Linked DNA regions of Homo sapiens: all the other regions are linked to region 1. A link is a loop called in an ENCODE intact Hi-C map of the cell type or tissue named here. Cell type or tissue: endothelial cell of umbilical vein. All regions are shown on one strand. Links, peaks and the distances in the headings refer to the core of each region. The heading gives the core; the rest is flanking DNA. Region 1 has its middle 75 kb from the start of LINC00358. Region 2 has its middle 150 kb from the start of LINC00358. Region 3 overlaps PCDH20 (protocadherin 20). Region 4 has its middle 46 kb from the start of LINC00378. Region 5 has its middle 18 kb from the start of LINC00378.

Region 1 (6,221 bases), core at 386-5,385:
TCAGGCTGGTCTCGAATTCCCGACCTCAGGTGATCCGCCCTTCTCGGCTTTCCAAAGTGCTGGGATTACAGGAGTGAGCCACCGCACCCGGCCGAACTAGCTTATCTTTTAGCTAATAAAGGGGTCCTACAAACTCTTCTTGCACTCATAACATGTTTTCCACCAATGTTACAAGGTGAGCATCTCTAATCCAAAAATCTGAAATTTGAAATGCTGCAAAACTCAAAACTTTTTGCGTGCCAACATGACACCAGAAGTGGAAAATTTCACATTTGGCACATTTGCTTTCTGATGGTTCAATATATACAAACTTTGTTTTTGGCACAACAGAGTTGTATTAAAAATATTGTATAAAATTACCTTCAGGCTATATGTATAAGGCACACATGAAGCATAAATGAATTTTGTGTTTAGACTTGGGTCCCATCTCCAAGGTTTCTCATTGTGTATATACGAATATTCCAAAATCTAAAAACACCTGAAATCTAAATGCTTCTGGTTCCAAGCATTTCAGATAAGGGAAACTCAACATGCATTAGGAATTATAAGGATGAAAGTCTAATGGTATAAATTAGTTTGACCCATGTATAATTTAATTGGCATAAAGAAAAATAATTTTATAAGGCTTGCAAATATAATGAAAATCTTAAGAAACAAAATTGAATCCATAGCTTGAAGGATGATAATATTAAACAAATGCTAGAATACAATGTCTTCTAAATGATTTAAAAATAGATAACTTATTTAAAAAGGGAATTACCACCTCACACTATCCCCAAGCAATATTTACTGAATAGTAATGGAAAATATTACACAGATAAATTACCTACTTAGGAACAAAAGTCAACTTTCAATTGTCGAGAATGATGGATTACAAAAATGTGGTTTTAAGACAATGTGCTCACAGTTTGTGAGTCACATTTTGCCAGTTATTAAACCAAATATAAATGAATATTTTACTTTCGGGCAAATAGTACTGAATATGTGGATTATCTAAATGTTCTTTCTGTCATAATAATTTTGTTTTAACAAACGTAGAAAAATGAAATTCCTATTACTAAATCTTCTGTATTGATGTTGCTCCTCTAAACAACACACATCTCACTTTGTTCCAAGTTATTCATAAAGTATTTGAACCCTAAAGAGTTCCAACATTCTCTTCTAACCAATAATAAAATAATGGATGCTAAGCACCTCATTCTATTTAAGAGATCACTTTTCAATGAATCTCACCTAAGCTGTTAAGAGTGGTTTTGTATCAGCCAAGAGAGAGCTTAGGTGTTCTTGAACAATATTGTCGTGAAACCAAGAATGTTAAGATTTGTTCAGTAATGAATAAAGAGAAAAAATCAAGTAACTTTGGCTAACTAAAGACACAAGCCTTCTATGCTATTGCATTAAAAAGCTTTTTGAGCTCTAAGTTTCAAGAGCGTAATTAGTTCAGTAATTAATTGTGCAAAATGGTAATTTAATTTTTTATATTTCACATATTTTTAAATTTATTTTCTGACATTTAATTTTCAAGCACCCATACTACACAAAGGTTTACAGTTCATAGAAGGAGTCACACGTGTCAATTTCTATGAAAAAATTCTGTATTAATAGGTCTCCTTTAATTTAGAATTAGTACTGGAGGCACAAGCTGATTACCTTAATGTTTTTTAATGAAGCCTATTTGCCAAACAATTTAGTAAGATAAATAAAATAACGTATTTAAAAATTATCATTAATTAGAGACATTCAATTGCCTGCAATTTTTATGGTGATTACTAACCATTTATAATGTTTTATTAAAAACATGACTGTGAAAATCTTCACTATGCAATGGTTTATAAGTCCTTTGTTCCATATGAAATAGTAAACTATAAATAATATTTCTTTTTGAAAGTTTCAAAATCATTTCTGATTGGTCTTTCTTAATAAAATTTGTTTCATATCATTCCCAGTTACATAATTTTCACTTTGTAGCCATAAACAGTTTAACTTGAAACGTAGACTTAACCCTGAGAGTAAACGATATATTTTTAAATCTATTAGGTTGGTGCAAAAGTAATTGCAGTTTTTATATTGAAAGTAATGACAAAAACCACAATTACTTTTGCACCAACATAATATAAAACCATAATATACCACACTAATTAAACACTAAAGTGTATATTATTTCCCACATAAAACATTTTTAAACTAATCTATAATATACAAGTAGAGCCCAAACTTGTAAATCATGTCACTCTGACACTCCTACATAGTAAATCCAACTGTTTTATTCTAAATTGTCTTTATTTTGAATTCTCACTTAAGATACAGTCCTAGCTTTCTTTTTCCCTTCTGTGCCCAAGTTCTTGAAAGAGTAGCACCCAATTACTGTACAAATTTTCACTTTTAATTTAAAATAAGAATATTTTATCTTATCATTGATGATGAAACTCTCAATCACTAATTAACTAATGAATTCCTAACCACTATTTTCAAGAAAGAATTTTATGGCTTTGTTTGAATGTTTTTCCACATTTAACGCTGCTCACCATACATTCTTTCAAATTTGCTTTATTTATTTTTACTTCACTATTGTTTAAATTACATATTACATAGCACATAGTAAATTCACAACAAATTTCTATTTAAATTTATGTTTTGCTTCTGAAATTTTTGACAAGTTACACATACAGCTCATTAATAGCAATATCTTAATGCAATAGTCAACTTCCTTGTTTCCAGTGTCTTTAAAAATTTAGCACGAAAAAAGTGAGCACCTAAAAACAGGGCCAGAGTGATCCTTGTATGGTCAAAACATAATGTAAGAAATCTAATTTATAAATATGTTACATTTATCAGAAAAATAGGTATACTTAAATCATATGTTCTTTTATAATAACAATATTAATTTCACTATGTATGGAAACTTTTAGGAAGAAAAAATTCACCAGGTTTTTGTTGTTGTTGTTGTTTTACTCTGTATCATCAGTTTTGAATAGGTATTCAAAAACCATTCACAATAATGAATATAATAAATAAAGATGCAGAATTCATCTTAGTGGTGTTATTAGTGCTTCCAGTAAAACTTTATCTGCTGTTTGCCCAAGATATTTAAGGAAGAATAAACTTATCAAATATGAATGTGTACTTTTTCTATCAGTTAATGTGAGCTAATAAATGCATTTAATATCTCTGATTAAAATGCATGAGTTCCCTGATGATTAAATCATTCTTGGTAATAGCTAGGTTCAAATTTTAATTATTTTAACTACTTGCTTAGAAGACTGACTTCCTATTTTCTTCTCGAATTCTACTCCAGATTTTATCCTATGGTGGGGAAGAGGCAAACTGTGAGATGTGTTCCGAAGGGACTTTGTTGCCATCTTGTGGTTCATTAAATTATGTTTCTGGTTTTTTGCTTTCCAACTTGATCACTAAGCTCCACAATTAAAGCTAACACCAAGATCTATCTTGAATTCTTAAATTCCATTCCAACCCTGAAAATTTGTAAATACATTTCCATTTGCATGCCATGCAAGGTGGTCGTCTTCTGTGTAAACATCCCATGTCCATTTTTGCTTTTATGCATTTACTAAGCCAGTTTTTGTCTCCTAGAATGTTCCACTCTCATTCCTTCATTCCACATTTTTGATATTTGTCCACTCATCAAGGCCAAACTATAAATAATACCTCCTCCATCAAAGCTTCCTGAACTCCCTTAGGTCACAATGGTTCATCGTTTGAAAATAGTTATTTTATTTAAAGTCAGCGAAAAAGAAAACCCACAGAATTTAGGTCCTCACTGAATTAGAAATATTATTTTAAACAATTTAATTATAAAAATGTTTAAAATATGTAAAAATAGGGACAATGATTCCATGAATCCTCATGTACCCATTACCCAGAAACACAATTATGTATTTATGGCCATTCATCAAATTTACAACCTTACTACAATAGGTGGGCTTGTCTGGGAGCTTGCTAGACAAGTAGAATCTCAGGTCCCGCGGCAAAAGTACTGAATTAGAATCTGCATTCTCAGAATCATCTGAGAATCATACATGTTAAACTTCTTAAACATCTTAAAGATGATTCTCATGTATGTTAAACTTTAAGAAGTGTTAGCCTATAGTATAACCCACTTCTCTACTACTAACATTGGATTTTTTAAATTCCAAATATATCATATCCTCTTTAAATAATCCAATAAGCATCTCTTAGAAAGTTTTTGGTGCATAGAAATAGTATTGATTTTTATGTTAATTTTTTATCCAGAAACTTTACTGCATTCATTTATCAGTTTGAACACTTTTTGTGGAATATTTAGGGTTTTCTATATATAAGACCATGTTATGAGGAAATAGTGACAATTTCACTTCTTTTCTTATTTGGAGGTCTTTTACTTATTTATCCTGTCTCATTAGTCTAACAAGGACCTCTGATACTATATTGAATAGAAGTGGTGAGAACAGGCACCCTTGTCTTGTTTCAAGGTCTTATATAAAAAGTGTCAGTTTTTCACCATTAACTATGTTAACTGTGGGCTCATCATACATGGCATTTATTGTATTGAGGTCCATTTCTTCTATATGTAATTTGGTGAGAGTTTTTTTGAAAAGATGTTTAATTTTGTCAGATGTTGTTTCTGCATCTAATGGGATGACTATATTTGTTTTTCTTTTATTTGGATAATATGGTGTATCACATTTATTGATCTGCATATGTTGAACCATCCATGCATCCTATGGATAAAGCACACTTGATAATGGTGAATGATCCTTTTAATTGTTGTTGAATTCTGTTTGCTAGTATTTTGTTGAGAATTTTTGTATCTACTTTCATCAAGGATATTGGTCTGTAGCTTTTTGTGTGTGTGTGTGATGTCCTTATGTGGCTCTGGTGTGATAATGCTGGTCGCAAAAATTAAGATTCTTTTTTAAAAAAACATATTCACAATATTGTCATTATACTATTAAAATACAAAATTATTATCAATAATTTTAGTATTTAATTCTTCCTATATGAATCACAAATGCTTTTACTTATAATTTATTTATTAAAGTTAGGATCTAAACAAAGCCACATATGACATTTTATTGAAGTGTGCTTTGAGTCTGTCAAGTAAAATTACCTTTACCACTATCTTCCTTTTTCTTACAATTTATTTACTGAATAAAGTTAGTAACTTCTTAAAGAGTTTTTAATATTTGTGATTAGGCTGATTGCAGGTCAAGGGCAGGGATATACACAATTAGTCTAAAGAATCTACAGAATTCTATATAGTTATGTATAAGATTCTGTTTTAATTATCTACAGCTACAGTCATATGATGTAACAAACCACTACAAAACTCCTTGGCCAATACCACTGGAATTGATTACATGTCTGTGGTCAGATAGGATAGAGGATAGCTAGGTGATTTGCTGATATTGGCTGAGTGCTCTCATATGTTTGAGGTTCAACTTGGAAAAGTAGGTTGCCTCAGTTTTGTTCCTCATGGTCTCTCATCCTCCAGAAAATCATCCTAAGCTGATTCTCATGGCACATATAGGAATCTAAGAACAGAAGCATGCAAGTCCTGTCTCTGCAGGCCTAAGCATAGAACTGGCACATTTTCATCTTACTACTGTTATTGGTTAACTCTAATTACAAGGCAACCCAGATTGAAGGGGTGGGAAAAACGGATTCACCTCAGTGTGAGGACTTGCAAAAATACATTGCAAAATTCATGAATAAAGGAAGGATTGAGAATAAGGATCTTTTTTTCATTTTTCAACTAACCACATATTTTTAAATAATATTTTACTGTAAATTTAAAAAATAATGTCCAATGCTATGTCATTTTATGGGCAGTTTTACAGTAAAAATTAGTTAATATTTAATTTACTTAAGTATTCTTTAAACATATAATAAAATATATTATTCCAACCTAAGATTTTTGAAATTTGTATGTGTTAATGGCAAAAGACATCATTTTTTAACATTTTAAATTTTATTTCATGTGATTTTGATCTTATTTATTTAAGAAGCATTTATCTTTCCCAGTGAAGATAATTGTTTTTATTGATTTTATATAATTATTGGTAATTTTCTTATACAATGATCAAATCTCTTATACTAAAAAAATTGCTGTGTGAGTATATATATATATATATATATGTATATACATTAACACACATACACACATGCTGTTTGGAGATCCTAGGTGACACACAAATATATAAATAGTAAATAAATAAATAAAA
Region 2 (6,221 bases), core at 415-5,414, 73 kb before region 1:
GAGGAGAAATTCAAGCTGGCTGCAGAAATTTGCATAAGTAACAAGGAGCTAAATGTTAATCCCCAAGACAATGGGAAAAATGTCTCTAGGGCATGTCAGAGGTCTTCAAGGCAGCCCCTCCTATCACATGCCTGGAGGCCTAGTAGAAAAAAATGGTTTCTTGGGTCGGGCTTAGGGTCTCCATGCTGTGTGCAGCCTACGGACTTGGTGCCCTGCGTCCCATCCACTCCAGCCATGGCTGAAAGGGGCCAACGTAGGGCACAGGCCATGGCTTCAGAGGGTGCAAGCCTCAAGCCTTGGCAGCTTCCACATGGCGTTGAGCCTGCCATTGCACAGAAGTTAAGAATTGGGGTTTGTGAACCTCTGCCTGGACTTCAGAGAATGATGGAAATGCCTGGATGTCCAGGCAGAAGTTTGCTGCAGAGGTGGGGCTCTCATGGAGAACTTCTGCTAGGGGAGTGCAGAAGAGAAATGAGGGGTTGGAGCCCCCACACAGAGTCCCTACTGGGGTACTGCCTAGTGGAGCTGTGAGAAGAGGGCCACCATCCACCTGACCCCAGAATGATGGATCCACCAACAGCTTGCATATTTCTCCTGGAAAAGCCACACACACTCAACACAAGCCTGTGAAAGCAGCCAGGATGGAGCCTGTAACCTGCAGACCCATAGGAGTGGAGCTACCCAAGACAATGGGAACTCACCTCTTGCATCAGCATGACCTGGATGGGGTCAACAGAAATCATTTTGGAGCTTTAACATTTTACTGCCTCACTGGGTTTTTAGACTTGCATGGGGCCTGTAACCCCTTTGTTTTGGCCAATATCTCTCATTTGGAATGGTTGTATTTACCCAATGCCTGTACTCCTGTTGTGTCTAGGAAATAACTATCTTACTTTTGATTTTATAGGCTCTTAGGTGGAAGGGAATTGCCTTGTCTCAAATGAAACTTTGGACTATGGACTTCAGAGTAAATGTTGAAATGAGTAAAGATTTTGGGGGACTGTTGAGAAGGCATGATTGGTTTTGAAATGTGAGTACATGATATTTGGGAGGGACTGGGGCGGAATTATATGGTTTGGCTGTGTCCCCACCCAAATCTCATCTTGAATCACAATGTGTTGTGGGAGGGACTCATGGTAGGTAATTGAATCATAGGGGCAGGTCTTTCCCATGTTGTTCTTATGACAGTGAATAGGTCTCATGAGATCTGATGGTTTTAAAAAGGGAAGCTTCCCTGCACAAGCCCTCTTCTCTCGTCTGTGGCCATGTGAGACATGCCTTTCACCTTCTGCCATGATTGTGAGACCTCCACAGCCATGTGGATCTATAAGTCCAGTAAACCTCTTTCTGTTGTAAATTGCTCAGTCTTGGGTATGTCTTTATCAGCAGCATGAAAACAAACTGATATATACACATTACATTTTTTTGAATTTGGTTAGACAGTAACTATCTTTTATTTGATGATTTTACTATTTAAAGTAAGTAAATTATATAGTAATTTAAGTAGTACATTATGTTTGAATTATTTGTCCTTGCTTAATAGCAAAGGATATCAAATTTTCTTGGAATTAGTATGATTTGTTCTGCACATATATCACTAGAAATACTTAAATATCTGAGCACTAATAGAATAGATGGAAAATAGACAAACAAAAATCCCTTGCATGGAGTTTGCCATTTGTTTTTAAATGGACTAGTAAATTTTCATAGTATCTGCTGCAATTATTATACGTAGTTTATAAAGGACTAGCTATTCTAGATATCAATGGAAAATATTGCTGGTGATAATTTCTCTATGAGAAGTGACCCAACTTTAACTAGTGCTCTATTTTTTTTCTGGGATCTTTATAAAGAAGTTCTTTATTTTGCCATAGGAAGCAGAATCAAATGTTCCTCTATTTACCAACATACAAAAAACAAACAAACAAAAAAGCATGCCTAGCGGAGAACATCGATAATGGCAAAAATAATACAGGCACAAAACCAAGACAAATGCCAGTGCTTAGATAGAGAAATAAATAGAAAGCTACAGTAGCCCAGGGTCAGTCCTATTATCTAATAAATTTTTCAGTAAATATTTTTCCAGAGGATAATGGAGAAAAAAAAGTCCTTTAGAAATCAATGTTACCTAAATAATGCCTTCAGCAAGAACATAAACAAAGATGAAGATTTCTCCAATAGTACTTTTGTAAAAGTAATTCTTGAAAATGGATCATTCTTTTTCATATTCTATGTTATAAAGAAAACATCAGAAATCAAAGGGAGAAGAATATACACACGAAAATACAGAAACTAAGGGTTATAATTACCTTAGTGAAGAGAATGCTGAGTTGTCTCAGTTGTACTTTACAATCCTTGTGCCTCTTTCCTTCTCTCTCTCTCTCTCGTGTGTGTGTGTATGTGTGTGTGTTTGTGTGTGTATGTGTGTGTGTATACACACAGACATAACCCAAATATACATTTGGATACATATCCAAACTGCTATATACAAAATATGTTATGAATATTCTGTTGAAACATATACAAGTAAATTTGTATAGACTTATTTACATATACATATAATTATGTATACATGCTGTAGGAAGTTTGAGGGAGCTGGGGCCTGAGTAGGGGAAAAGAGGTAACCACTAGGTGGCAGTATCACAAGCAAGCCTCATTGGGTGCTACTTTGACATTGCTTGCAGGAGAAGTTACTCACGCAGAAGTTGGTAAAGAGGCTGCTTAGTGGAGAAGGAGGGCAAAAGAACTCCAGGGGAGGGAGGCATTAGAGAGGGGACTTAAGTGTCTAAGTGATACAGTTCAGCAGCATAGCAGGAGTCTCTGAGTCAAAGAGCTCTGAAGGACAGTTGTGGCTTGGAGTTTTAATGGCCTCAGTGCTAAAAATAGCTAACTAGCAAATTTGGTGTGCAGTTCCATGTTTTATGCAAAGCGTAAATGGCTAAACATCTGCTCCTTTTGGCTATTTTAAAAATAATTGGATGTGTACAACTTTTTGAGTTTGGTGCAGTGGGCTTGTGTGCTAATGAATCTTGGCCTGCAGTGTAGCAGTATAGGGCCCAATACACAAAGCCTATCTCTTTGGATCAATTATAGAATAAGTACATCTTTCTTTTTCTTTCTTTCTTTCTTTCTTTCTTTCTTTCTTTCTTTCTTTCTTTCTTTCTTTTCTTTCTTTCTCTCTCTTTCTTTTTCTTTCCTTTCTTTTCTTTCTTTCCTTTTCTTTCCTTCCTTCCTTCCTTTCTTCTTCCTTTTTCTTTCTTTCTTTCTCTATCTTCCTTCCCCCTTTCTTCCTTTCGTTTGTTCTCTCTCTCTCATCTGTCTATCTAAGTCTTATTACAGTGTGGCATCAGATATTCTAAACAATTTTTTGTCATATCTGTAGGATCATAATTTTAAAAAACTCTCTAGTTATTTTTATATTGAGATGTTTGTCCTAAACAGACTTTGTGTGTTAACCCTTAAACACTGCTTCTATTATACACATATAACTGCATAAAAATGTTTTGAAAATTGATTTGCCAATTATAAAATGTGTGAAATGCCTAAGTCCTTTAAACTTATAATTCTAGTTTTAATGTTTTTCTACAAGACATCATTAAGAAAGTTAAAATTAAGAAAAGATTTATTTTCAAGACATCTAATCTTAGAGCTCTTCATAATAACAGAACTTGAAAACAAGTAGTATTTCCAATAAGGTTATGGCTAAATAAATAGTAGAAATGATAGTTTGTGAAATTAATTATCATTAAAATACTAGAAAATTCTTCCTTTATATTGTAAATTTCATGAGACCAATAACTTTTTGGTTTTGTTCACTGTTCTACAAGTTCTAGAAAATTTCCTTGTATATAGTAGAACTCCAGTAAATATTTATTGATTGATGGAGTGATCTCCACTATATAAACTGCATAGAAAAAACAGCCTACAAATATATTGTAAAACACTAATAGAAGTTACATAGGATTGACGTGGTTATATTTTTATTTTGTGATTGGATTTTATAATATTTTTTGATATATCAACTTTTACAGATTAATCAAACTTCTCCAATAATTACATTTAAAGTAAACCAGAGGTATTAAACCATGGTTAGTAAATTTTTTTCTATAAAATACCAGGACTTGATTTGTCCCTGCCTAACCCTGCTTTCTTACTGTCTTCTGCAGGTATTGACTCCAATTCACTCCTTTGATAAGCCTACTTGTAAAATAAGGTCTATCTTGGAGGCTTGTTTCCAGGAAACCCAAGCAACATTTACTGATTGTGTCTCATACTAGATTAAAACTCTGCAACAGCAGGGACCATTTCTGTTTTCTGTAGCAGTATATAATCAGTCCCAGCACAGTAGGTAGTAGCTGGCAGGCTCTCAATAAATATAACTTCATATTATGTTGTAGAATAATTAAAATGAGTTGTAGAACAGATACTGATATAATATATGTTAGTAATTTAAACAATAAGTAAAAAGAATGTAGCAAAATTAATAATGTAAATCAATTATGTAAAATACCTATATATACACAACATAAAAATCGATAGGAAACTACTAACATCTCTAATTGTGGATTAATAATTTTCTTTGACTTTTTGATTATCTATATTAAATGCTTTTACAGTTACAATTTTTAAAATTGGGCCGTTACAATTTCTAAAATTAAGTTATTAAATATATGGTCATTGAGGGCTTCTCATTGTAGCAGTTTTAAGCATTAGGTATATAGAAGTGAGCAAAATGAATGAGAGTTGGGATAGAGTATGACTGAAGGGTTCATCACTCACATGTCTGCTATTTGGGCTGAAATGATGAGTGAGGAGAGAGTTGGTCCAACATCAGTGTTTTTCTCCGCTTAGCTTCCTCGTGTAACTGTCTTGCTGTTTCTCACAGAGCAGAAGTCTCCAAACATTAAAACATTTTATATGGTGACTGGCTTCCTCATTGTGTACATACCAAAAGATTCGATAGAAGCTGCCAAGTTTATTATGATCTAGCCTCAAAAATCCTCCAGCATCACATCTGTTCTATTTTATTCATCAAAATATGCACAGAAAAAGGGAGGGCATGAATGAACTCCATCTTTCAATGAGGATAGATTTACATACAGGAGGGAAAGAATGGATGGCTCTTATCTTGAAAACAAGATAATATGTAATCCTTCAATCTGTGTTTTAGGTATGTATCTGATCCAGTTTTAAGGCCTGTTTATTTTGATAGATGAGTTATTTGATACACATATACCTAAGTTAGATATGTTTGGACTTAGTTTTCTCACAGTATTTTAGGACACATTGTCTTTGTAATGTTTCCTTTACAATATATTAGATATAGAGTATTACTTATATTTAGAGGTTTTGAAGGTTAATATTTGTTGCCTTTTTATAATTTGGAAGGTTTGAATTTGTTTTACTTGTGGTAGTGCTTGCCTTTAAGACAATTTATTTAAAAACATATGTTTGAAGATAAAGTGAAATATTTATTCTTGATTCAGCAACTGAAGTAAATGTCTAATGACTCCCTGTACTGAGTAGAAAAATTAGTACAAATTTATTTTCCTTCTCTATGACCTCTCTGCTGATAGAGTCTCGATTCAAGTTGATTGCTTTGATACTTTGATATCTTTACTTCATTTAGTTTCTATTTAAATAACGCATGTTGATCTTTATTAGTTATGTTTGCAGCTTTTCCTAATTATAAATATGTATACCATTAAATTTTTACAATTAAAATCACCCCAATATTTACTATTATTTTTCTTTTAAAACAGATTTCAAATTTCTGCCCTTTTAATAAAGTTCTGCTCTCAGCTAATGATTGGCTGAAGCTCAAAGAAAGTATACTTTTTGACTTCAAGCAATGTTAGTATATCTATTTTTCAAACCTTAATGACAGTTGAAATCATACTTCTATCTCATTTTCTTTCTCTGAGAACCCTATAGGTGTATAGATATTGCTCGATTTTCTCCCAGCATTGAACATTCTACCTAAAACATGTTATACTTTATCAATTTGCATATTTAATTGATAATATATTGAGGGATATTTTGTCTTCCTTATCCAACACTTTAACTCTCATCTCTTAACATTTTTTTATTTTCATTATGCTTGACTTTTTTTGTATACAATATTTGAATTGATGTACATAAGAATATTAAACTTTAGATTTTACCAAAGCCTCCAGAAAAGCAGAATAGATCTCTGCCTTCTTGCTAGAGGACAGTGGCTT
Region 3 (6,221 bases), core at 467-5,466, 540 kb before region 1:
ATTGATGAAAGCCTAACTGCCAGGAGGGCTTTTTTTTTTTTTTTTTTTTTTTTAATAGGGTCAGGAAATCTACCCTAAGTAGTCAAATAACGTAAATTGTTTTTTTCCCTGTAGCTGAAATTGCTATGTTGGTTTTAAACTTCCCAATTCAAATTAATGAACAATTTTCTCTGTAGTGTAAGAGTGAATTTGGCAGTGCAAAGATCACAGCAATCTCTTCTTCATTAAATTGGGCAAAGAGAACTCATTGGTTCACAAACTGTTAAATGGATATTAGGGGTTTTAATGAATGGAACATTTATTTTTGTGCCAGCTCAACTAACAACATTGACATGATTAGCATACATTTTGGCAACTATTCTAGCACAAGGTGTCAGTAAAAAGGGGCTTTTATCTTTTAGTTTAATTTAGTTTAGCTTTCCTCGCTATTAATGTTTTTAATGTGAATGAGATGTTTTTGTAAAGGAAATCCTGCCACAAGAAGTTATTCAGAAATACATCTTTTTATTAATGTTACAGGCATTTCTCATGCTGGAGATCAAGTCCATTCCCCAAAACACATGAACCTTCTTCAGATTTGGAAATGAATCGAAAATTGTGCTATTTATACTGATGGTAAAATTATTGCACTTATGGAGGCTTCTTAAAAATAAATAGTGTTACTTTTATCTCATGAAGTTCCTTTCTTTAAAAAAGAGAAATAAGAAATAAAATATGACTAGTAAGAGATGTTTCCTCCATTGCTACATATCAGTTATAAATGAAAAGTTTTGGGGGTTAAATGATCTTAGTCTCTTAGCTCAGATGCCTCTCGTACAAAAGGAATTTCCAATAAAAATATATTTACTTTTTGTAACAAACATTGCTGCCTCATATACTTATTATTTTATTTATTGAAATTCTCAAATTGAAGAAAAATAAGATAAATGAGTTAATTAATACAAATCTAAAAGAACTTGGTTGTTTGCATTCAATGTCTTTTTTGTAGAGTATTTTTGTTTTAAAAATTATTGCAAGCTATTGCAACACAGCTAACAGAGGATTTGTTATAAATCTGTAGTAAAATGAAAATTTATAATGATATTAAATCTATAATAAATTAATATGCATGTGCACATACATGGGTGCAAATTTTCATATGAACTTACATCAAACATTTAGGCATACTCTCTTTCTACTATATATATGTCTATAACTACACACACATTTAATAATTTACCCAATGTTTAATTGAGTAATGAATTCATTTAATATAAACTTTAGTATAGCAGAATACTACAGGTTACCCACATTTAACCCTAAAAACAAACAAATGACAGGCACTTCAGTGAAATAACAAGCCCATGTTCAAATATAAAATGCTAAAAGTGAGAAAGAAATTATGAAAATATATACCTTTAATTTGCAGACATATAAACACTTTTGGTACAGTACAGATGCATGATGCCAAAAAGTAAAATGATCCAGTTTAAGCTAACACATTCCTTGTTTATACAGATTATTTTGCTATAGCTCTCATATAAAATAATATTTCCAGCTCACACAATGAATTGAAAGTGATAAATCACTGATGAAATAGCTTTCTTCATTGCAAGAGATTCAGTAAAAGCTAAATTATCAAAGAAATCTGCTGCAGGGCTTACAAATAAACTGTTGGATTTAATCCAAAACCAAAGAAAGGAAGCCAGAAATGGTAGTCAACAAACCTAAACAACAACAAAAAGATAAGTACAGTATAACTTTCATATAAAAGGCCCAACTAAAACAACCAGTAGTGTACACAAGCCTCTAGAAGAATTCACTTTTAATATGATTTCTATTTTCTTATGTGATGGATGATTTCAAGCCTATAAAAGTCTAATATATAACCCAAGTATAAAGTACGACCAACAAGTTGTGAAAGCACTAAAATGTCATGAATGCCTATGAAGCAACTAAAGATTGAAGCATTTCTTTGCTTCTGGCTGTTTTTCTTGGGCACAATATCTAGTTACATTTCCTGTAATGAAGAATATATATATGTATGTATAAATCTATTTCCCTTGTAATAATAACAAGTGCAGTGGTAAAGCAAACAGAAAGCAATTCGAGTACACAGAAAGTGGAATACTCTTCAGCAGGCTGAATCTGTAACACAAGGCAATGATTTTATCCTTGCTAAAAAGGAATTGCACTTCTTTTTAATGCCTTCTCTTTCACACTATATATGCACTTATGAGGTAATAAACATTCTGTTTACAAGTGCATTTCTTTTTTTATCATATGTTTAAATAGGGTGAAATTTAATTTACTTTAATTTCATATTTGTTTAATGTTAAAAACAATATATTTAAAATATACTCTTTCATTAATTTCATGTACAACTGCCAAGTACAATACCCCAGTTTCCTGCAAAGGAGCAGCTGATGCCCTCTTGTGGTGACAGGAATTTTTAGATAAAAATTTGTTCCATTTTTCTTACCTTACTCCCAGGTTTTATCAATCATCTGCTTGGTGTATGAAAGCTGCAAACCATGTCCAAGCTTTTTTTTTTTTTTTAAATACAAGTCCTATAGCTGTTAGTACTAATTTTCACTTAAAAATGCTGTACACATTTTATAACCTCTGAATTTAAATTTAAAAACCTGTAAACAGCTATTTACAATATAGAACAAGTTATAAATTAGTTGTCCTTCATTGGAACTGCCATCAACACACTCTTTTTTAGGTGATGAAGATCCAAAGTCAGTTAAAACATTTCTCTGTGTTATTCCACCATGAAATATCAAATATTAGAAATATCCATTGGCTTTCTCTCTCGCATATGCAAGTCAATTTTTCCTTTCAGTGGAATCTGTACTTCCAAATTTTCATCTTCCCTGGGATGCTTTTCCCCTTTCCTTAAACAGATGTATATGCCCATCCCTGTGACCAGTGTGATGGAACCCAAGCTTATTACAGACAGAGCTACTAAGGTGGGCATACAAGACACAGATTCTACCTTCCTATGAGTCGGTTCTATTGAGATTTGTGGTTCTTTCTCCTCTATATTAATCTCTGGTTCTTTTCTTAAAAGACTCTCAATGTAACTCTCATTACTGACAGTGTCATTGACAAATAGGTTCACCATGACTGTGGAGTGGAGAGGCTCGGGATAACCATGATCACTCACTTTCACCAGTAAGCGATGGAGCCCATAATCTGTCTGCAGCAATGCCTCTTCCAAAGTAATGTTGCCAGTTTTAGGGTCAATCCTGAAGGACTCAGGCCTAGGACCTCTTCTCCCTATGATGCTGTAAGCTATGACAGCATTCATGCCTGTGTCTTTGTCGACAGCATAGACTTCTGTAACCGGGGAGCCTGGCAGAGTAGAAGGCAGTACTAACAGATAAGACATATTAGACTGAGGAAACAAAACAAGAGGAGGGTTGTCATTGATATCTAGAAGGAGAATTGTGATTTTTGCTGTAGAGGAGAGGGCAGGCTCACCCCCATCAACAGCTTCAACCCACAAAGTATAGGAGCTTTGCTGCTCTCTGTCCAAAGAGACTTTAGCCCTCAGCATACCCTTTCCTGTATCTATGACAAAAATATCACTCTGGTTCACCACAGAGAGGGCGACCCATCCATTTCGTCCAGCGTCAGCATCTGTTACACTAATTACTCCAATCTCACCATAGCCTGGAAAGTTTTCAGGCACAAAAAAGCTGAAGTCCTTGTTGATAAACCGAGGACTGTTGTCATTTTTATCCAACACTGTGAGGGCCACAGTGGCTACTGATTCTCTGGGTGGCTTCCCACAGTCAACAGCTCTGACAGTGTATCTGTACTTTTCTTTCTCTTCTCGGTCCAGCTGAGTAGAAACTGTCAGAATTCCTGTGACACTGTCTAAGGAAAAATATGATGGAGCATCAGGTCCCAGAAAATATGAAACTTGGCCTCTCTCCTCGCTGTCGGCATCTGTAGCATACAGCTTAGTCAAAAAGGCATTGGGTGAGTTGTTCTCTTCGATGGTTAGTTCTATTAAGGGTTGAAGGAAAATTGGAGCATTATCATTGTCATCTAAAAGTTGCACTTTAATGACCCTTTTGACATGAAATCCCTCAGAGTTCCAAGCCACCACAGCTACTTCATAGAACTGCTGTAGCTCATAGTCCATAGGTTTTGTGGTCTCTAGTAAATATTCATTATTGTATGGTTTGTAAGGTGATAACCTAAACGGCCCTTCACCATCCAGGTAGCAGTTAACCTTGTATTTACCTTCTGGATCTCTTATGGTGAAAAACGCAATGGGAGTGTTAACGGGTTCCAGTTCTTTCAGATAAACCACACCATCTATCTCGTTTGCTATGTAACGAGGGACAATTTCAGGGGGTCTGAAAATAACTTTAATAATGGACACAAGAGCAGTGATTACAGCAGGGATGCAGCCTGGTCCATTAGCAAGGATGGTGAGCTTGTGGGACTCCAGAACACTTCCTCCAATCTTACTGAAAAGTTTAATGACTCCAGTGTTTTCATCCAGGTGAAATAAATCCTTAGATGCTTGTGGAACTTTCTGACTGTAAGAATAAGTAATTTGAGCATTGGTCCCCAAGTCTTTATCCACAGCCTGGACAGCTGCAATTGGGGTGCCCACTGTAGCATTCCCATACACAGTGACATTGATTTGTGAGTCTGTGAAGAGAGGGCAATTGTCATTAATGTCACTGATGCCAATGGTGAGAGTGGCACTGCCCAAAAGTGGTGGAGACCCACCATCCTCAGCTATGATGATGCTCACATACTGGTCCTGGGTTTCCCTGTCCAAAGCACCCATGACAATTAGGTAGGGGGTGCGCTCCCCATTCTCATTCTCCTCCACGTCCAGGGTGAACATACCATGGTAGTCCAGTAAGCGATAGGTCTGTACCCCATTAATGCCTACATCTGGGTCCACAGCAGGATGCTCTATGGCCAGTCGGGTGTTTACAGGTGCATTTTCCGGGACCCACACCGAGATCTGGGAAACAGGGAACTGCGGGGCGTTGTCATTGATGTCTCTGATGGCGATCTTCACCTTCACAAACCTGAAGTATTCCTGAGGCAGGACAAGCACATCCAGCAGCAAAAGACAAGAGTCAGAAGGAGAGGAGGAGATGGAAACGCTGCCGCTCCACGCAGTCCCTCCACCCCCTTCAACACACAGGGCCTCCCTGTCGATCTCCTGAGCTGAAGTGTGCAGCTCCCCAGAGCGGTTGTCTAGGGTCACGTACTGGCCACTCAGTCCCCGGGAGGCCAGGCTGAAGGAGAGAGGGGGGTTCCACTCAGCACCGGTGCGCTCTGGCAGCTGCGACTGCGGGTCCGGCCTCCCTGCAGACCTGGGCAGCAGCCGCAGGTCCTCGGCCAGGCTGCCGATGAGCACCCCCGCGGGTAGTCCCTCGTTTAGGCTGTACAGAAGCTCGGTGGCCCGGCTGTAACTCCCGAGGCAGCTGAAGGGTCCCACGAAGAGGAAAAACAGAAACAGATGCTGGAGTTGGGGGAGGGAAGAAAGCTCATTACACACACGGGGAAATAGGGGTCCGAGAGAGAAACTAGCGCCCCTGTGATCCTTGCTGTCCCCATCCCCGTTCCCAGAAGCAAAACCTCTAATTAGAACGGGGGCGGAGAAGAACCCTGCTGCGAAGGAGAGATCTGTGGGGCAATATCGTCTCCAAAACTTAATTTTGCTGTTCACTTTCTATCCCCTCCGCCCCCGCCTTCCCCCCTCGTTTCCCCATCACCACCCTCATCCAGCTAACATTCAGAATCCCAAACCGTAAAACATCCCTGGAAACACACACCGGAGTGGAGAGGATTCCGACTCAGAGACTGCGCAAAGCGACACGGAAACCCAGGGTAGGTGATGGGGAGGGAGGGGGCTGGTAGTAGAGAGCACTGAAAGGTGGGCAATTTATTTCTCCTTGAAGTGATTCTGCCATTAGAGTGCTGGAACACGCAGTGTGTTACATCCCTTACTAAGAGAACCATAAAAACAACCACAATCGCAATAATAATAATAATATAGAAAAAATACCAACACTTCCTCCTCCACCTCCAACACTTTAGGTCTTAGGTCGGAAAGAGTGATTTTTATTTTAGCACACATCTGAAATCAAACCGAAAGGATCTGGATTTCCACCCCTTACCAAGCAGTCACTAATCCCCCTCCCTTAGGGGGAAGCAAAGTAAACGCGGAAAATGGCTATGCAAAAACAATTTGT
Region 4 (6,221 bases), core at 767-5,766, 1.3 Mb before region 1:
TTTTATAATGAGCACATTCCCTTTGAATGTGTTCACTGTAACCCCTAGATTATATTATGTATAACCTAATTAACAGGATATCAAGTAGATTTTCAGTTAGTACACTAAAGGCAATTACTACTTAAATACTCAACAGTTTTAGGGAAAAATAGAAAAGGTGATTTCATTGGTACATAAATATATAACATAAAATAACATGCACTCTTTCTTGTGTCCTGACTTTTGTTTTTCGTTTGCCATTGAATCATTTGGCTCTGACATTTTGCTATGAATCTTGTTTAGCTGGTAATTGCTTTCACTCAAATGGGCCATTTATATATGAATTTCATTTTAATAAAATTTTCTCTCTGATAAAAGTCTCTTGTTTGCCTATCTTATAGGCCAAATTTTGTTCAATTAATAATCTTTTTTTTTTCACATTTCTTTAAGGCTTTCTTATAGATTTCCTTTTTTTTTTTTTTTTTTTTTTTTTTGCATGGAGTCTGGCTCTGTCGCCCAGGCTGGAGTGCAGTGGCATGATCTCGGCTCACTGCAAGCTCTGCCTCCTGTGTTCACACCATTCTCCTGCCTCAGTCTCCCAAGTAGCTGGGACTCCAGGCGCCCACCACCAGGCCCGGCTAATTTTTTTTGTATTTTTAGTAGAGATGGGGTTTCACCGTGTTAGCCAGGATGGTCTCGATCTCCTGACCTTGTGATCTGCCCGCCTCGGCCTCCCAAAGTGCTGGGATTACAGGTGTGAGCCACTGCGCCCGGACATAGATTTTCTTTTACAGCTTTTTAGTGTCATGTTATTTGGTGGTGTGATTTGATCTTTTTTTGTGAAGTTTGTTTTTTTTCTTTGCAATGATGGGATTTTCCATTCTTCTGTTTATCTTTCCTGTTTCCCTGCCACTGAGTGCAATTTTTTCATACCTGTACAACTACATGTTTTAGAATTTGACACTACCTCTCATAAGATTTTGGAAGACTACAAGAGCGAAGATTGCCTAACATAAAATGTTTGTCATGGTCAGAGCTTTCTTTTTTAATAAGGTCAACGAACATGTCAATTAAGCCTTTGCTTCTCTTCTTCCCCATGCCAATGGGATGGAAATAGCCACCAAGATGAGCCAGAATGGGCAATTTTCTGAATATCTACTAAGTGCTGCTGGAATAGAAAACCCATATGCCATTTCCTTTACTCTTTATAATAATCTCCAATGTGAAGTAGCAATATCTTCAGTTCATTCATGAGTGGTCTCACATGGGTATCAAGAGGATCACACAAATTTCCTGGTGCTGGGCATTTTCTTGCATGTTTCTATATACATCTTAAAAGCTGTCATAGCCGGGCATGGTGGCTCATGCCTATGATCCCAGCACTCTGGGAGGCCGAGGTGGGTGGATCATATGAGGTCGGGAGTTCGATACCAGCCTGACCAACATGGAGAAACCCCGTCTCTACTAAAAATACAAAATTAGCCGGGTGTGGTGGCACATGCCTGTAATCCCAGCTACTCAGGAAGGCTGAGGCAGGAGAATAGCTTGAACCTGGGAGGCAGAGGTTGTGGTGAGCTGAGATCACGCCATTGCACTCCAGCCTGGGCAACAAGAGCGAAACTCCATCTCAAAAAAAAAAAAAAAAAAAAAAGCTGTCATAGATGTAAGCTTTAGGCAAACTCACAGTACTTCTGACAGCCTGATGTTCTGGCTGCTGCACTATTTCTCAAATGATTTCTAAATATTGGTGGTACCTTTGATTTGTTCCTTTCTTTTTGTGAATGGGGGCTTGAATAAATTGAATTAAAAGGAATTTGTCATAAACAGCTGCTATTTGTTAATATTTCCCAACTGATTTTGCTCAGTAGTAGAGATTTCTAGAACTAAATATTTAGGATCTACTGGCCTTGATTTGTTTTACAGGTGGATCAATTGTTTATTCATGTAACAAATATTTATAGAGAACTGACTGTGTGAAGTTATTTGTTATTTCTAACTGTTGTCATCAAAAGAGGATGAATCCTAACTGGAAAGACTAACAGAGAGTCATATTTCTCTAAAAAGAAAGAAGATACAGGGAGATGAGGTTATGGATGAGGGTAGTAAGATGAAGATTGGAGGGTGCATGGGGGGAAATGGTCTGGATTTGTTGGCTAGAGGTTGCCAGGGACTTCTGGAGGAAAATATATGTTTAATTTTCATGGAAACATCCAGGCTAGGCATTATTAGCCCTTTTAAAGTTGAGGAAATTGAGGCTGCTCAAGGGACACAGTTACATCTGTATAAAACTCCATGCCATCATGGTATGGTGTCTGGGAGCGGGGGGCACAAAGGTGAATGTGGGATAGAGATGTCTTCTTCTGAGCCACAATATGACATGTTTCAGGAGTATTTATAAAGTATCACATACAGCATAAACCCTCTTTTGTGTCACCACAAAATCAATAATGAAATATTGTGAATGAGAAAAGCTATTCTATGGGGTGTATGAATATAATCTTGTGAATAAATTGAGTTTGGGCATTTTGGATTATGCCAAAGGTCCTTAGTCTTGCATGAGGGTGGTACTGGAGGAAAAATGAAGCTTTGAGAAATAAAATGTTTGCCAGAGCTTGAACTCACATCTGCTGAGCTGGAGGCTGCTGTTTGTAATGCCCGTGTTTGGTCCAGAATATGTTAATAGAGTTTACCCACAGGTTTCCCCAGAAGTACCCCAATCATGGGCTGGGCACTGTGGCTCATGCCTGTAATCCAGCACTTTGGGAGGCTGATGCAGGCGGATCACCTGAGGTCAGGAGTTTAAGACCAGCCCCACCAACATGGTGAAATCCTGTCTCAAAATACAAAAATTAGCTTGGCGTAGTGGTGCATGCCTGTAGTCCCAGCTACTCGGGAGGCTGAGGCAGGAGAATCGCTTGAACCTGGGAGGCAGATGTTGCAGTGAGCTGAGATAGCGCCATTGCACTCCAGCCTGGGTGACAAGAGCGAGATGCTCTCAAAAGAAGAAGAAAAAAAGTATCCCAATCACTCTGGGAGCTCCAAGGACACTGTGGCCACATGTGAGGAGGTCCCAGGGCTTACAGGAGCAATTGTGGAAGGAATAGACTGCTATCCTTAATTAAAAACAAAACAAAACATTGACCAACCAGTTAATGTTCTTTTGTGTTATTCATGAGAAATTCAACTGTATTTTGTAGGTGCTTTCTTTTCACATTGAGATGTCCTACCTATCAAATAACCAATCTGCAAAGATTCATTAAACAGGAAAGGGATGATTGTAGAGTCTTGATAGTTGCATGCAGCACTGAGGCACCTTTTTAAAAAAAATGATTGAAATACGTGGTGAAACCTCAGTTAACAAGCCACAACCATAGCTGCTTGTTCCTCAAGTCTAGTTTTAAAACCCCATTTATGTGGAATAATTGCCTTCTTTTTATTCACGGTAAGAATGATCTCACCAGCACCATTGGCATCCCCTGACTGCTTGTTAGAGATGGAGGATCTCAGGCCCCACCCAAACCTTCTGAATTAGAATCTGCAGTTTAACAAGGTCCGCAGGTGATTCCTATGTACATTACAGTTTGAGAAGCACTGCTCTAAGGCAATTTTAGGCTCTGAGGTAGATTAAAAAATACCAGGAATGTCTTCGCCCTGCCTGAGCTTGCGTAAATGGCAATTAGTTGAAAGCACATGAATTAGAAATTAACAAAAGGCAGTAAGAGTTCCGTGCCAAGCCAGTGGTACCCACAGAAAAGGCTGTAAGTGTTGGGAGAAAGAGCAATCACATCCAATTAGGTCTACCAGGGAAGATTTCAAGCCGGCTGCTGCCTTCTGGTATTTCAAATTCTTTTAACTTCCAGCGCGTGCCATAGACCCCTGTAGCCCTAGGGGGCAGTGTGGTATAGTAAAAAGCAGTTTGTGTCACCTCCCCAGTGTTGTTACTCTGTGGTAGCCCTGGGATCTTGGGAGACCACTCAATCCCCACTGAACCTCAGTTTCCTGAGGAATAAAATAAAATACACTTTCCTTATAGGATTGTTGTAAAGATTCAAAGCCAAATGCACATAATGTCTAGCACATATCAGGTCCTCAATTTCTCCCTTTCCCATCTTCTCTTTTGTCTAATCCATAGTTAACGTAATTCGTAGTTACAATGAAGAAAGCTGTGCTATTTATTGCTGTCCAAGCATGTTCACATGTTATGTTAAAGCAAATACATCTAAAAGAAGCTGTCAACGGTGGCTGGCTCGCTAGATAGCTAAGTTTCCTAACAGGTAGTGCTTGCAGAAGAAGTAATCTAACCAAGTGCTCATGATGGTTTATAGGAATTCAGAAGATGGCTTCAGCCTTTTGCTTATTTTCTTACCTTTCAAGGTAGTGTTAAGCCCGGAGCATGGCTATGTTGCAGTGGTGAGAACCTCCATAGGCCTAGATCTAAAGCAGTAGTTCTCAAGCTTTGATCGTACGTTGGAATTTCCTGGGGATTTATAAAAACTCCTGGTGCCTCAGATAGCTTCCAGACCAACAGAATAGACTTTCAGGGGTTGGAAAGCTAGTTAAGAAAGCACACCAGGTGATTTTAATGTGTTGTCAAGGTTGAAAACCATTATAACCCGTGCATTACAGGCTTAGTACCACTATAAACCATTCATTACAGGCTTAGTACTTAAGTGTAAGCAAGTAAGAGACTTCTGCCCCAGTGGTATGGCTTCCCTGTCAACAAACACATACGGTTCTTGTGGCTTCTGAGAAAATTTTAAGTTTAATCTGTTTAGAGTGTGACAGTTGAAAAAGAAAATCAAGCTCAGCATTATGTATCCCAATGTTACATATTTTTTTTCCAGCTTTAAGTGGGGTCCTTGGGTCCTTGCTGGTTTCATTGTATATTTTTTATAACATTTGGAATACTTGGTACTATCAAGTTTATTTGCTTAGAAATTTGCTTGCATTTCTAGTTTCTCTTTATCTCTTTATGATACAGACATTGCTTATCCTCAATCTTTGGGGAGGGACTGATTTGTTTTCTCAATATTTGTATGTTTTCTACATTTTTATGAATCTTCCTTGGGTATTTTCAACAAAATTAATCAGTAAAGACACTTAAGATCCATCAAGTGCAACTTGGGCATGTTAAAACACACAGTTCGGTGTCAGTGTGACTCCGAGCTCCTTCTGTAACTTAAAGTCTGGGAAGCAATAAACATGTTTGATTCACGTGCTGTGAATGGAGATAATGAGACTCTCTTCCTCCCAGGACCGAAGTGAGGATTAAACCAGTTAATTCTCACAAGAGTTACAAACAGTGCCTGGTACCTAGCAAGCACTCAGTAAGCATTTGTGTATTTTATTATTCCAGGAAGCAGGGTCAGAATGTAACCAATATATTTGGAAATGGGGTCATACAGTAGCTGGCTATGATAGCAAAAGGCTTTAATTCTTTATCTTTATAAAAATTTGAGAATGTTAAAGAATAAAATAGTGTGTCACAATTTATTATCAATAATTGAAAGAGTTTGTGGCAGTTCTGACACCTTCTGGTGGTTCCACGTGTTTTCCCTGGTGGAAGGTATATGCATGGACATGGCGTGAGCCATGTTGCCAGTGTTACGATTAGCCAAGAGATATTTATTTTTATTTTTTAATTTCTGTAGAACTTATGAAGACAACAGAGAAATCTGTTGAAGTAACTAAAGCATCTTTAGAGAATGAGAACTATAGATATTTTGACATATTACTATTTTATAAGGTTATCTCCACATCTAATTCATCAACATCATATTCTACCTTCAAAACAGATTTTAAATCTGTTGACTTTGTTGCTGCGAACACCGCTCAATCCTAGTTCTACCCTCTGCTTCTGTTCCAATCTAGGACTACCAGTAATTAACTCCCTGTTTCTACAATGTACTAAATAGCAGTCCAAGTGGTCTTTTAAAGCACAAATGGAATCCTGTGGCTTCCAGGATTAAACCCGTTTCAGTTCTTTGGAGTGCTAATTGCCACCTGCTATGTGGAAGAGGACACCCGTGACAGCTCCATCTTCCTTCTAGTACCCTAGCAGTAAATGGTGTTCAGTGCAAATTTTTACACGTATGCTAAAATGACCACAATAATTCTTTAATTGTGTTTGGAGTTTTACAGAGGGTATGTATTTTCCTATATAATTATATTTATTTTTGTTCATGTTAGGATCTGAGCTAGTTTTAATAAATATAGATGATACACATGAAAGGTACAAAGCA
Region 5 (6,221 bases), core at 613-5,612, 1.3 Mb before region 1:
TGACTAATTGATCATGGTATCCCTAGGACTAAGATAGACAAGCAGTCTGCTAACACTTTACTTGATTTGAATAAGTGGGAAAGCTCTAGGTCTTGTGAGCAGTTGACTAACTCTAATCACCACAAAAAGTGTTGTAGCCCCTCAATCTGTTCCTGGACTGACCCAGCTCACACAGTCCCTTAAGTGAAGAGAAGCCTGGGTCTCTTTGAGGAAGAATCCCCCTACTCTGCCAGAAATTATACTGTAAATCTTTTTCTCTACTTTCTTTAAAAGGACCGGTGGTTACTTACCTGGGTGTCTGTGAATTGGGAAAGGAGAACTAATTAGACATTTTGGCTCTGAAGTGACACTAATTGTTAGAGACTCAAAACATCTCAGTGGTCTACCTATAAGAATAAGGACTTAAGGAAATGAGATAATTAATGGAATTTTGGCTTGTATCCATCTCAAAGTGGCTCAATTGGTCCCCAAAGCTATTCAATGTTTATTTTCTCAGGTCAGAAATTTATAGTTGGAGGAGACATACTTAGCCGCTGGGAGAACCCTCACTCTGATTCCCTCACACATGCAGAGAGGGCTGTCTTGTAGGAAAAGCTGTGTGGAAGCCACTAGGATGGCTCTGTTCTAAAAATCATACACTAAAAGCTATGTTGTATTCCTGGAGGGGTTTTTCAGATCTCTGCCGGTATCAAGGACTTGAAGGATATGGGAGTGGTGATTCCTACCATATCCTAATTCAACTCACCTATTTGGCCTTTGCAGAGAGTAGATGGATCTTAGAGAACAACAGTAGTATTTTTGAAAACTGAACTAAGTGATGAATCTTATTACAACTGTTATTCTAGATAGGGTTTATTTATTGGAGAAAACATCAATACCCCTGGTACCTGCTATACAACTTGAATAGGTTGTAATCCCTGGTTACTCACCCAAATATGAATCTAGGTGGTGCTACAAAGGTGTTTTGTAAATTTGATCAAATTCTATAACCAGTTGATGTTAAGTAAGGGAGATTATTCTAGGTGGTTTGGGAGCAGCTGATTCACTCAGTTGAAACATCTGAATAGCAGAGCCGATGCTTCCCTGAAGAAGCAGAAATTCCATCTGTGAACAGCAGCATGCACCCATGCCTGAGTGTTCCAGCCTGTCCTTCTGACAGGCTGTCCTATGAATTTCAGACTTGCCCAGCCAGCCTTTACAATTCCATAAACCAATTCCCTGCCATCAATCATATATATATATGTTCTATTTCAACCCTGATACAGTGATTTTTTTTCTCAATTCTTGTTAACAGACATCATCAGAAGCCGTTTGCTTTTAATAAGCAAAGCCAGCAATACTTCTTCAGTATCCCACCTCAGGATTAAAATTCCTCTCCAATTCTCTTACCATCTTGTCCATAGGAAACTTGATTACCTCTTCATTCCATAAGACATTGTGCTGCACCACTAATTTAATGATGTTGAGCTAATTGAACTAGTGAGCAGAAAGTAGCAACTAGTCTAGATATCTTGGTAAAACACATGCAAAATAGAGGGTAGAAAATGACTAAGCCCCCCCACTCCCCAAACAAATGTAGAGACCTTTCACTTTGTTAAATTTCTAGGCAATCTCATGGTACATTGACATATTCCTTCCAAATTGAAGAATAAAGTTGCTGCATGTAAACTCTTTTACAACAAAGGTAGTGGCATAGCGCTGATCTCTGCCACTAAGCAGTATAACCCAACAGATCGATTTGATGGTACTTGCAGGGGCAGAAATGCTTTATGGGGCCTTTAGCAGATTGTAATATGTGAATGATATCACTAACCTTTAGAATTTTGGAGTGAAGCTATGTGACCTTTTTCAGATAACTATTTTGAGAAACAACTTCAGGCTTGCTATTAGGCCCTACACATGACATCAGCAACTTATTATAACTATCATAATGTATTTGTTGTCTGATTCAGTAATACGCTGTAGCATGTGTGTAGCAGCATTCTATCAAGTGTAGGTGGTATATGTGAGACTAAGTTTGAATAGATCTTGAAGTCTCAGATAAGTTGCACAGGCAAGTAGTACAGATGTCCATGGTCGTTCCTCTGGCCACATTGCTTTCTCCTTCCCAGTCTGTACCCATGGCCTTGGGCGAAGTTCTCTCATTACTTGATGGCTAAGGAAGACAAAATAGGGCCTACTCTACAGATGATTTTGCAAAATGTGCTGGCATCACCAGAAAGTGTACAGAGATAGCACTGGAACCCTACTCTGGGGTATTTTTGAAAAATAGTGGTGGATATGGAATACTGTGCAGCCATAAAAAAGGATGAGTTCATGTCCTTTGTAGCAACATGGATGAAGCTGGAAACCATCATTCTGAGCAAACTATCGCAAGGACAGAAAACCAAACACTGCATGTTCTCACTCATAGGTGGGAACTGAACAATGAGAACACTTGGACACAGGTTGGGGAACATCACACACTGGGGCCTGTTGTGGGGTGGGGGGATGGGGGAGGGATAGCATTAGGAGAAATACCTAATGTAAATGACGAGTTAATGGGTGCAGCAAACCAACATGACACACGTATACATATGTAACCTGCACATTGTGCACATGTACCCTAGAACTTAAAATATAAAAAAATTATTTAAAAAAATGTGGTGGAGAGAAATTCTCTCAAGAGAGGCAGTACTTTGAGCACTACTCTTTTTTTTCCATTTCTCGTGGAAGGAGAGAGATGATCAGAGGTAGGTAGAGATCTGCATCATTTCATGGTAAGTGGATAAGAGTTCAGCTTGATGGTCAGGGACTTGGAAGGAACAAGATTGGAAAGCTAATAACTAGGAGGTCTGGGAAGAAGTACATAGATGAATCTGTCCAAAAGGGTATAGACTGTCCATATATTTGTGTCCCATGTTAATGCTTGCCAAAGAAAAATCTCAGCAGAGAAATTATCAGGCAGATGAAATGACCCATTTTGTAGATGTTGGTCAGTCTCTTTCACCAGACACCTATGTCCTTTCTAGTGGACTCAGGAACAAATGACCATGGTGGCAGGGATGAAAGTTATGCCCAGGTTCATTCAGCAACATGGACTTTTACTCACCAGGGCTGATTGCCCATAGCCACTGCTGAGTGTGCAATATGCCAACAGAAGAGATCAACACTGAGCCCTGGATTTGGCTCCACTTTCTGGGATAACCAGCCAGCCACTGGGCGGCAGTGTGATTATGCTGCACTAAATTAACTTGGAAGAGACAGAACTTTGTTCTTACTGAAATAGATACTGTACATGTGTATTTGCCTTCTCTGTTATATTTCTTCTGACAAGTCCACCATCCATGGATTTACAGAATGTTATATTCACTGTCATGGTATTCCACACAGCATTGCTTCTGTCAAAGCAACTCATTTTATAGAAGATGGGCTCATGCTCATGGAATTCACTGTTTTTTTTTTTTTTGAGAGGGAGTGATTGGGATACTTTATCTTCTTCTTCTTCTTTTTTTGAGAGCGTCTCGCTCTTGTCACCCAGGCTGGAGTGCAATGGCGTGATCTCGGCTCACTGCAACCTCTGCCTCCCAGGTTCAAGTGATTCTCCTGCCTCAGCCTTCCGAGTAGCTGGGACTACAGGTACGCACCACCATACCCAGCTAATTTTTGTATTTTTAGCAGAGACGGGCTTTCACCGTGTTGGCCAGGATGGTCTTGATTTCTTGACTTCGTGATCCCGACCGCCTTGGCCTACCAAAGTGCTGAGATTACAAGCATGAGCCACCGTGCCCAGCTAAATTCACTGCTCTTATCATCATCTCCCTTATCCTGAGAGGATGGTGGATGTCTTTGAAGACTGAGTTAGAGCACCATCTGGGTGGGAATGCCATGTGGGGCTATAGTAATGTCCTCCAGGATGAAGTAGTCTCTGAATTGTTGACCGTTATATGGTCCTGTTTCTCTCATTCTGAATTAAGCCATGGTTTGTTTATTGCCAGTCACCTGGCAACTTAGTGTTTCTCATGCTAGTAAAACAACAGGCAAAAAGAAGCAATTACCATACTGGGTGATTTATCCCGACTGTCAAGAGACTAGCTATTACACAATTGGGCCAGAGAAGACTGTATGTGGAGTGCTAGAGATATGTGTGTGGGGAGGTACTTTTTTAGTATTCTCATGTTCTGTTGACAGAGGTAATAGAAAACCACCCCAAACCAGCAGGGCCTTTAGGAATGAAGCCGTGTGTTACTCCACGTTGACTGAAGTCAATATAGAATAGGTAGGTGACAGCAAAGTCAATATAGAATAGGTAGTAGAGAAAGGACATTGTAAATACTTCTATAACTATGCAGCCAGTTACAGAATTTTTAGTATTTATATGTTTTCTTCCTTGCTTTTATATGGATATGTTTGTATATAATATATATTAGCAAATTAGAAAATTTCTTTCCCCCTCTTTCCTTTTCCTACCAACTAATATAAGACTAATAGTGTGTAATTTGGGGGCTGTGTATGGTAGCGCATGCCTGTAGACCCACTTATTTGGGAGGCTGAGGTGGTATGATCACTTGAGCCCAGGAGTTTGAGGTTACAGTGAGCTATGATTATGCCACTGCACCCCAGTCTGGGTGACAGAATGAGACCCTGTCTCTTTAAAAAAAAATGAGTAATAGTGATTATATCTTATTTAAGTTACAAGATGTCAAAGCAAGCATGTAACTCAGGGAGAAGAGTAATAAATATCACCTGAAGATGTATTAAGTATGTGTATCCTTTTTTTAGGGAGCGCATTAGCAGTTTTTGGTTGTATGATAAAAATTGAGCATCCCTAATTCAAAAATACAAAATACAAAATGCTCAAAAATCCAAAACTTTTGACCACTAACATGACACAAAAAATATGCTCATTGGAGCATTTTGAATTTTGGATTTGGGATGCTCAACTGGTAAGTATTTGCAAATATTCCAAAATTTGAAATATGAAACACTTGTGGGGCAAGCATTTTGGATAACCTGTCACTGCATCATATTAAGTAGAAGCATCCTTTTACTATTATCTTCATTTGACAGTTAAGGACGGTTAAACGAGGTATATGTGGCTGCTAGGTTGAAAGGGTTGCAAAGTCCTAGATTGTGCTATTGTCAATTTAGAAACTGTATTTTCTAGAATCCCTTATATGATTAGGTTAGAAGTAGCTGATAGAGGAAATTGCACAAGATTTAGGAGGGAGAGTAAATCAGTGGCTATTATTTTTGGAAGGTTGTAGTGCTCAGAGAGTGTGGCAGTCAGGTGCAGAGGTGTCTGTGAGGTCTCAGCTGGTCCTTGCTCTCCTCTGCTCCGTGTCTAGCTCATCTTTCTGTTATAACTGCTGGCCCTGCTGACCAACGGTGGTCCCAAGCCTACCAACAGATGTTTGGCTGTGAACCTGCACAGGTGGTAGCTACACACAAATCCAACTTCCCATAGATAACCTCCATGTGCCCCATCATTGTGTTCCCAATTTGGTGGCTAGAAATGCTTGGCTTCTTGGATTTCCCTGCACGCTCCAAATTATCCACCCAGGCCAGCTAGGCAGGCAGATTTAGTAACTCTTATTTTTTATTGTGACTCTGCAAATTCCTCTTGAAGACCTTTACTTCCCCAGCATCTCCCTCGCAAGTTTAAATTTTAATCTCTATAACAAATTCCTTATTTCCATACGAGTAATTGTAATATGCTCTGCCTCACTGACTGAATCCTGAATAATGATCTTACTCAAGGACATTGGCATTGTAGTTGTTCCCCCTTTCTTCTGCATCATAAATTATCTCCTCTTTAGCAGGTCATTCATTCCCACCATGTAAACATGGTATAGTTTTCTCCAATTTAAACAGGTAAATACTCTCTTAATCTCACATCTTTTTTTCAGTAACACTTATTTGTTTCCAGTTATAGCAAATCTTCTTAGGACATTTGTCTATCATCAGTGTGTCCAATTCCTATCCTTCTTTTTCTCTTTTGAATTTATTGCAACCAAGTTTCTCCCCATCACCTTTCACAAAAACCGCGCTTCCCTATTGCTGTTTTCAATAGACAATTCTAATTCCTTATTTTACTTCACTCCTCAGTTGATCATTCATTCCTTCTTGCAACCCTTTCTTCACTTGGCCAAGGATGTTCTCTCTCTTTTTTCTGTAGCACAACTGTTTATCTCTTTGTAGCAATTGTGAATGAGAGTTCCTTCCTGATTTGGCTCTATGCT

The links. A loop is a pair of places that touch in the nucleus more often than their neighbours do. Peaks named below come from ENCODE experiments on the same cell type or tissue, not always from the same donor. Only the 100,000 strongest peaks of a DNase experiment are listed, where the experiment ranks them.
Region 2: a loop joins it to region 1, with 20 times the contacts of the local background. A loop is called at or near these places in 8 of 110 quality-filtered maps.
Region 3: it touches region 1 in a loop (5-fold over the local background); 7 of 110 quality-filtered maps call a loop at or near these places.
Region 4: a loop joins it to region 1, with 15 times the contacts of the local background. A loop is called at or near these places in 13 of 110 quality-filtered maps.
Region 5: a loop joins it to region 1, with 4 times the contacts of the local background. A loop is called at or near these places in 10 of 110 quality-filtered maps.

The regions. Positions count from the first base shown.
Region 1 is chr13:61,950,954-61,957,174 of GRCh38, forward strand. No RefSeq gene overlaps it. Among named protein-coding and RNA genes, the nearest start is that of LINC00358, 75 kb to the right of the region's middle. In endothelial cell of umbilical vein, for the core only: no CTCF peak of the experiment used is centred there; a DNase peak (open chromatin) is centred at 3,348.
Region 2 is chr13:61,878,370-61,884,590 of GRCh38, forward strand. No RefSeq gene overlaps it. Among named protein-coding and RNA genes, the nearest start is that of LINC00358, 150 kb to the right of the region's middle. In endothelial cell of umbilical vein, for the core only: a CTCF peak has its summit at 2,638 (motif pointing right); a DNase peak (open chromatin) is centred at 2,642.
Region 3 is chr13:61,408,479-61,414,699 of GRCh38, forward strand. PCDH20 (protocadherin 20) reads right to left here. Exons shown (of 2, transcript NM_022843.4): 2 at 1,207-5,488. The coding sequence ends at 2,765. Among named protein-coding and RNA genes, the nearest start is that of PCDH20, 4.3 kb to the right of the region's middle. In endothelial cell of umbilical vein, for the core only: a CTCF peak has its summit at 2,456 (motif pointing left); no DNase peak of the experiment used is centred there; H3K27me3 peaks cover 1,034 bases.
Region 4 is chr13:60,623,420-60,629,640 of GRCh38, forward strand. No RefSeq gene overlaps it. Among named protein-coding and RNA genes, the nearest start is that of LINC00378, 46 kb to the right of the region's middle. RefSeq lists an enhancer at 5,591-6,221. In endothelial cell of umbilical vein, for the core only: a CTCF peak has its summit at 3,866; no DNase peak of the experiment used is centred there.
Region 5 is chr13:60,651,405-60,657,625 of GRCh38, forward strand. No RefSeq gene overlaps it. Among named protein-coding and RNA genes, the nearest start is that of LINC00378, 18 kb to the right of the region's middle. In endothelial cell of umbilical vein, for the core only: a CTCF peak has its summit at 3,189 (motif pointing right); a DNase peak (open chromatin) is centred at 3,207.